Regions from separate parts of the Homo sapiens genome. Here region 1 is linked to region 2. The links are chromatin contacts, found by Hi-C or POLR2A ChIA-PET in ENCODE. All regions are on one chromosome and are shown on one strand. Each heading gives the region's core, a stretch centred on a gene start or an enhancer-like site at or near the end of the contact. The rest is flanking DNA. Distances are from core to core; before and after follow the strand shown.

Region 1 (3,516 bases), core at 901-3,400, 100 kb after region 2:
CTAGTCAAAGCTTGGTCACATAGCCACACCTACTTGCAAAAGAAGCAGAGAAATGTGGAAACTTGGGGAGTTATTTACTAAAGGGAAGAAGGGGAATGGCTGCTAGAGGAAAATTGTAGGCTCTGCCATAGGCTCCTAGCCAATCAGTGGAAGAGCTAGATTCCAAGCCTATGACTAAAACCTGTGATCTTTTCATCACATTTTCCCACCACTTCTCATAGTTGACAGCAAATATTTGTTGAATTAAGATAGGCCAAGATATTATATATAAGCCTTTTGATCATTTGAAATTGTTTCTTCCTTCTCTCTTGCCTCCCTGATTACCTACACGGTTCAGTGTTCAAACTGTCTTTGTTTCTGATAATGTTTTAATGTGTAAAACAGGAAACTGATAATTAATCTTCTTCAGTAGAAATACTATAATAAAATAATCTACTAATTATTAGAGGTTCTGTAGAACCATATGAGATGTGATAATGGCTTAATGATACTGATTTTTTTAAATGATCAAATAACCATCTCCTTTAAAATAAGTGTTGTCTTAGGAAAATGCCATTGCTGAAAACATTTTTTGATATTTTGGCTGGTATATCAGTTAACTCTTGCTGCACGCACTAATGCTTCATGACTCCACTACCAAAATCTCAGAGGCACACAGTGATATTTAACTTGTGTATCTGTGGGTCTCTAGGGGTCAACTCTTTAGCCTGAGCCTTCCTGGCCAACTCTGTTTCAGGTATCTATTGCCCTTCTTCTGAGATAGCAGACTAGCATGGACATATTTTTCTCTGACAATGGCACAAACGTTAAGAGAACAACTAGAAATACTTGAGGCTTTTTGAGGCCTCGGCTGGGAACTGGCACAACCTATGTCATGCCACCTGGCAAGTCATATGCCCAAACCCACAATCAAGGGCCATGGGAAATGCTCTACACCTTAAGTAATAGAAAATGTAGTCACGTAGTAGAGGGTTTGGTGAAGGACCAGGGCCAACAAAGAAACCTTCAATTGCTTTGCCTTTCGCAAGTTATTTTGAATATTTGCAGTGATAGTAAATCTTTTAAAGGTAGCTTTGAATTTTTTTAGTAAAACAGCTAAGTTTATAAATAAAATTAGAGAATCAAGCTAGGTTTATTTTTGGGCAGAAAGGTAGCTATTTAAGCATGTGTTATAAAATAATGAGACTTATTTCTAGAAGAATTGATTCAAGAATATGGCATTTGATGACAGAATAGTTGGAATAAGCATACAGCCTTTTAAGGTGACCACTTTGAAAGGATAACACTCATTTAAACATTGGGTTATAAAATGGTTTTTTTTTTTTTAAATAAGCCTTGTGACTTACAGTCCTATGTTACCACTTTGTCTCAAAGTGGGAAGGGGAGTGAATAGAGGCCCATCCCTGATCCTTTGACTAACCCTAGAAAAATGTGCTTTATGTGCAGATTCTTATTGCCAAGTCCCCTCTGGCTCCCTTCACCTCATTTGTCTACACCATCAAGGAGGAAGGCCTGGTTCTTCAAGGTAAGATCCTTGGATTAAGCCATTTCTTTAAGCTTATGCTCAGTGCTGCCCATTGCTAGTGGTAATTAGTGCTATGGTTCTGATAGAAGCTAGCTCCAGACAGAATCAAAAACCAAGATGCATTGGCCAGTGATATTTACCCTAGTGAGAGCAAGAGAGCGGCAGTTGTGGCAAGAATTTGACAGAGAAGATTGAGGTAGGGCCGAAGGAGACCTACAGAATTTCCTAACAGAATGAGACAATCAAAACATGAGGATCAAACCAAGAAAGCTCGGAATTGCTACCACCCCATTCCTCTTTGCAGATCCTATGGCATGAAGTGGGCAATGATTCTGACACCAGTGTGGAGGTGAGGAGCCAGTGCTGCCCCAGAGCCTTCTTGCTTAACAAGCTAAAGAACCATCTGGGTTGGCAGCCTCTGGGGCACAATGTCATGGCTCCATGAGCCCTACTTCCCTGACTCCTTCTGGTTATCTTGTTTCCTTTTCCTGTCCTGTCCTGACATGGTCTTCCTGCTGGGGACCAGACCTTTAGGACCTGCACCTTGTGACGTGAGCCCAGGACTTAGAAGGAGCTGAGTTCTTGCTTAGGGTATAGCACCCTGAGGCCACATCCTGGAACTCACTGATCTACAATGGTGATTCATTCTCAGATGCTAGATACGCCAGTGGTTAGGAAAGGCACCCGATTACAGGTCTTTCCAGAAAGCAATTAACATGAAGGGGTAAATTCCAGCACTGTTAGAAGAGTCAGCCCACAATGTCAGATGTACAAAACTGCTTTGTGGATGAGGAAGGATCTGCACAGAAGTGCTCAGGATATACATCTGTCCTCTGCTGTGGGGCAGGAGACCCCAACCACAGAGATGCTTAGGTGAATATCTGGCCTGACCCTAGAGGAGCATATTGTCACTGCTGTCCATGGGAGAAGTCCTGCCCTGAAGGATTTATAAGTTAAATATTTTTCCCAGGTTTATGAAACAGGGCAGTCCCTGTAATTTCCCCATGGAGACACAATGCAGTGCAAAGACCTAGCAGGGAATATGCAGGGCAGGCTGGAGAGTTCATGCTTCTAACTAAGGAACAGGCTGCAGCCTTCCCTTTCCTTCCCCTTCTAAAATGTCTGCTTCTTAATGGACTCACAAAGCGGCATGTTTGTTTGGTGCAGCTGAGCTCCACAGCGGGGACTCTCAGGTCCACGAAATTTGGGGTGAGAACTACGACCTTTGGCTCTTAGCCTTTGACTTATGCTATCCAAGTTCCTTGGTAAATATTTTTTTTTACAATTGCAAATAGTGTTTTCTGACAAAGGAGCAGAGATTTTAACACCAGATTAAGCAAAGCAAACAGCAGGCCTCTTTGTTACATACTCTCTACGGGTGTATAACTAATAAGCAATCAGAAAGCTGGACTTTTATTTACCCAGTACACAGGGTGGCATTCAGCTCTTCATTTTTAGAGGCCTTCTTAAAAGATTAGAAGTATAGTAAGTAGCAAATTTCGTTGAAGATTTCAAGAAATTCTATGGAAGATTACAAGACAATTTCAGGAGGAAAAAAGTTTGTTCTGCTCAGATGACGTGTGTGAAGAGGCTTGATGTGATACACGCACCCTGATCACTAGGCATTTTGTTAAATAGCATTTCTAAGCCCGGTCAAATCTGGATAACTTTTGGGATAACATTTGTGAGAAGAAGAGTCACTGAGTTGCCTCTCTGATGTTCATTGCTAAGATCATGATTTTAAGAGGGAAGAGAAAGTTATTTAGAGAAAGTAGAGCCTGGAAATACAATGAATTGGTAGAGTTTAAAAAACTGCAAGGAATGACTTTTCGAAAAAGTTGGAAAACAGGGGAGAAAGTGGATCACTAAAGGAGGCTGACCTGGAGCTGTGTCCAGGAAAGAGAAAAATTCAGGAAAATGTCTTATAATTCAAGAACAACAACCAGTAAATAAAATGCTTGGTTAGGAGACCTCAGAACCTCACCTGGTTG
Region 2 (3,623 bases), core at 197-2,696:
AGGCTGACAGACATTTGAAAGGCAGGTTCATGAGGATTGAAGGAACATGTGGGAAGGGAGCCATTACTTCTTAGGAGTGGGGAAAATCCAGAGGAGACTAGAGGAGATAACGAGAGATGAGTCGACAGCACAGGAAAATAAAGAAGAGTATTCCAGGCGGAGGATACAACACTTGAAATAGTTACCCAGAAAAGCTGGCCTGGTGATTAATCGGCCCAGATAAAAGAGGTAGGCTAACACTGTTATTCGTCTTTTAAAGGAGAAGGATCAAGAAGCAGTTCTGTTGGGTCCTGAGGAAGTGGGATTATTAGTGATGGACACAAAGTGCTGGTGTCACAGCTGTGGTAGAAAAAGGGAAACAAGAGAAAGCTTCTGAAAAAAATGTTTTGACAACTATTTTTATGGCTGTGGACATCCTGAGACCTCTGACAATCACATAGAAAAGAGAGCCCATAGGGAACATTTTAGAATTGATTCTTATCTTAATAGCTATCTTTTTGGCCTGTCTGGTTGCCAAAAAGAATTAGCAGAATTCTGCTGTTTATGTATTGCTGAATCAGTTTACAGGTGATGTTTTATTACTAGGGAAATATTGCTAAAGCTAGGTAGAGGTGCTTCTAAGAACTAAAGCACCAGAAACCTAATTGGGAAAGGAATTAACTTTAGTCATGTACATATTTTCATTTTTCTCCTTTAATTTTTATATTAACAGAAACCCTGTGAGGCAGGTGTTTTACCTACATTTTCACAAATGAGCACACAGCCTCGAACAAGTTAATTCCTCAGAATCCCACAGCCAGTGCATGCTAAGGCCCAAGTCCCCTTCATCCTCCATTCTCCCACCGGTCATAGCTAAGTCTTCAAGCTAATGTTCACCTGCCAGAGTAAAGGCAGAATATTTGAATTCTCTTGTATTTGTTTTAGTTTAGTTATTGACTATGTTTTTCTTCCTATAAAGTAAATATGTTTCATTCTTTCTGCACAGGTTTTCCTATAATGCCTGGGTGCTTCTAGCTAGAGAGGGCAAATTGATTTCATCTTCCATTCAACTCCAGAAGGTCTATAGTGGCCGCTTGGACTGCTGTAATGGAGTTGCTCAGCAGCCGCTCCCATATGCTCTATGATGGGGCAGTGGTGGTACAAGTGCTGCATCCCTGCTACCGAGGCTGCTGCTTTAGTATCTTTACTTCACTCTTAAAGTGGGGAATGAGAGAAATTGTCTAAAGTCCTAACACAAGACAGCCATACCTACTTCCCAAAGTAGTAAACACTCTGCTGCTGCATGTAGAATGAAATAGAGCAGTGAAATTATAAAGGAGATTTGCAGTCTAATAATTGGGAGGGAAAATGAAGTATAAGGCTAAATGAAGTAGACTACAAACACCTGAAGCATGACTACAAAATCAAGTTGACATTTTGTGGCTCATTTTCAGGGTAGCTGCCGGAATCTGGTTATGGTCGTTGTTTTTATTTTTTAGGGTTTTCCCCCATCTGTGTACAGTGAGATAGCAACCACAAAAAAACTAACAGCCTTCCTGAGTCTCTTGGCTGTAGAGTACCCAGCTCTTTTCCCTGAAGCTTGCCCTGAAGAGGCCTGGTGATACATCCCTCTTGGGAGATGTGACATGGTTCCATATTGACATTACCCACTGGGCTCATTGCTTGAGTCTCAAGGTTGTTTATGTATTTGATGTTTCATTTAAAAATAAAAGTTACTTACGGCAAAAATAGCCTAGTGCCAGTGGGTTTGGCTATTGTAAAATTTAGAAACCCATTTAGGAAACCACCATCAGGATCTTGTTGGTGCTGTATCAGCTTGGGCATATTGCCCTTCAGCACACCGGCTCTTGCACAGATTGCGTCCACTGAGTTGAATTATGGAAACCTTCCGTGAGAAAATGAGAGCACTCAGGAAGTAGTATTGGTGATCCACAAAGCATTGCTGTGTCCTCTAAGGTTCTTTCCTGGTCTCATACCATGGTTTCTTCCTGGGTAAAAAGTGAAACTGGGGTTCTGCCTTTCTCAAGGGAAAACGTGTTTGCTGCTTGGCTTTGGAATTTTGGGGCAACTCAGTCAGTGACATTTCTCTTTCACAAACTCCTCCTGTTCTTTCAAATAGGTGCCATATCTTTCACTTTCCCTATCGATACTTCATATGTTATGCCTGGCTGCTAGGTTTCATTCCAGAGCCTCTTGTGTTTAAGTAATGAATGGACTAATCATAATGACTAGCTCAGTACAGGTTGCTGAGTTGGAGACCATGGCCTAGTCATTTCTCTGATCACACAGAAGTCATTTCTGGACAAAAAGTGCTACATACTATATATCTATATCTGTCTATATATTTTTTTCTTGATCTTTCTTCTATTTTGTGCTGCAAAAACAAACTTCGAGGGGATGATTCTCTCACAGGATATGGAAATGGCCTTGGACAATGTCCAGGGTTAGTGGCACAGCTGCTGTTTCCTGCAAGGGACATCTCAAATCCAGAAGGGAAAAAAGACAAAGTTAAATATATAGCAGGAGGATAATGACTGAACCTATTAACCCATTTATGCCTAGTGTTCCATTAGTGGAACACTAAGCTTGTGGGAGTTATTTATATCCTCATGCTTAAGCTCATCACCAAGGTCTGATTTTTCACATAAAAATTTTGCAACCTCTGGCATAAATGGGTTAACAAGAAGGAAGGGATTTGCCTGTTACAAGATCTGTCTGTAATCACATATAGCCATTGGCAGAAATTACAGTTTACATTTAGAAGACATGTTTAAAACTCTTTACCAAAGGGCAACTGATCCAATAATAATGATAGCAACAACAATAACATCTATTTATGGCACCTAATAATTTTAAAGTTCCTTTGTGTACGTAGTTTTATATTCACAACAACCTAGTAAGGCCTGTAAGTTGACTGGAGAGGGCTAGGGTATGTAAAACTAGGTAAAGAACTTGGATTTTATCCTAAGCATAATGCAAAGTTTTCAGCCAGGGATGGACATGACTTGACTGACAGTTTAGGAAGATTACTTGGCCTGCTCTGTAGGAGTATAGACTGTAAGGGGGCCACATGAAAGCCAGGAGACAAGTCAGCAAACATAACACTAATCCAGGAGAGAGATTATGGTGGCTCAGACTGGGGGGTGTGGTATAGGGGATGGCAAGTGGTCAGATTCAAGATAAATATGAAGACATTCCTTACAAAATCTGCAAACAGATTGAATGTGAAGTGTATTTTAAAAAATGAAGAATTGGCCGGGCGCAGTGGCTCATGCCTGTAATCCCAGCACTTTGGGAGGCTGAGGCGAGCAGATCACGAGGTCAGGAGTTCGACCCAATATGGTGAAACCCCATCTCTACTAAAAATACAAAAAAAAATTAGCCGGACGTGGTGGCACACACCTGTAGTCCCAGCTGCTCAGGAAGTGGAGGCTGGAGAATCACTTGAACCTGGGAGGTGGAGGCTGCAGTGAGCCAAGACTGTGCTGCTGCACTCCAGCCTGGGCAACAGAGCAAGACTCTGTCTCAAAAAAAAAAAAAAAAAAAGAAAAAAAGAAAAGAAAATTAAAAAAAAAGAATTATCTGTGTATTTTTTATCTTAAACAACTGAGAATGGTGTCATT

Evidence for each region. A loop is a pair of places that touch in the nucleus more often than their neighbours do. ChIA-PET counts read pairs that join two places held with the same protein, here RNA polymerase II (POLR2A). Pooled maps may share reads with other maps.
Region 1: a loop to region 2 is called in a map with no recorded cell type, with 8 times the contacts of the local background. The contact joins two enhancer-like sites. A Hi-C loop is called at or near these places in 1 of 37 single-sample maps with no recorded cell type and 5 of 50 pooled maps. POLR2A ChIA-PET finds 5 or more read pairs at or near these places in 3 of 52 experiments (GM12878, WTC11 and activated B cell).

What each region holds. Positions count from the first base shown.
Region 1 is chr14:68,466,726-68,470,241 of GRCh38, forward strand. It overlaps RAD51B (RAD51 paralog B), which reads left to right. Exons shown (of 11, transcript NM_133510.4): 10 at 1,447-1,525. Among named protein-coding and RNA genes, the nearest start is that of RAD51B-AS1, 220 kb to the right of the region's middle. Within about 2 kb of position 2,151, at least 5 of the 41 ENCODE cell types and tissues checked have a DNase peak (open chromatin) inside an H3K27ac peak, as active enhancers do.
Region 2 is chr14:68,367,510-68,371,132 of GRCh38, forward strand. All of the region lies in intron 8 of RAD51B (RAD51 paralog B), which reads left to right. Among named protein-coding and RNA genes, the nearest start is that of RAD51B-AS1, 320 kb to the right of the region's middle. RefSeq lists an enhancer at 1,698-1,797. Within about 2 kb of position 1,447, at least 6 of the 41 ENCODE cell types and tissues checked have a DNase peak (open chromatin) inside an H3K27ac peak, as active enhancers do.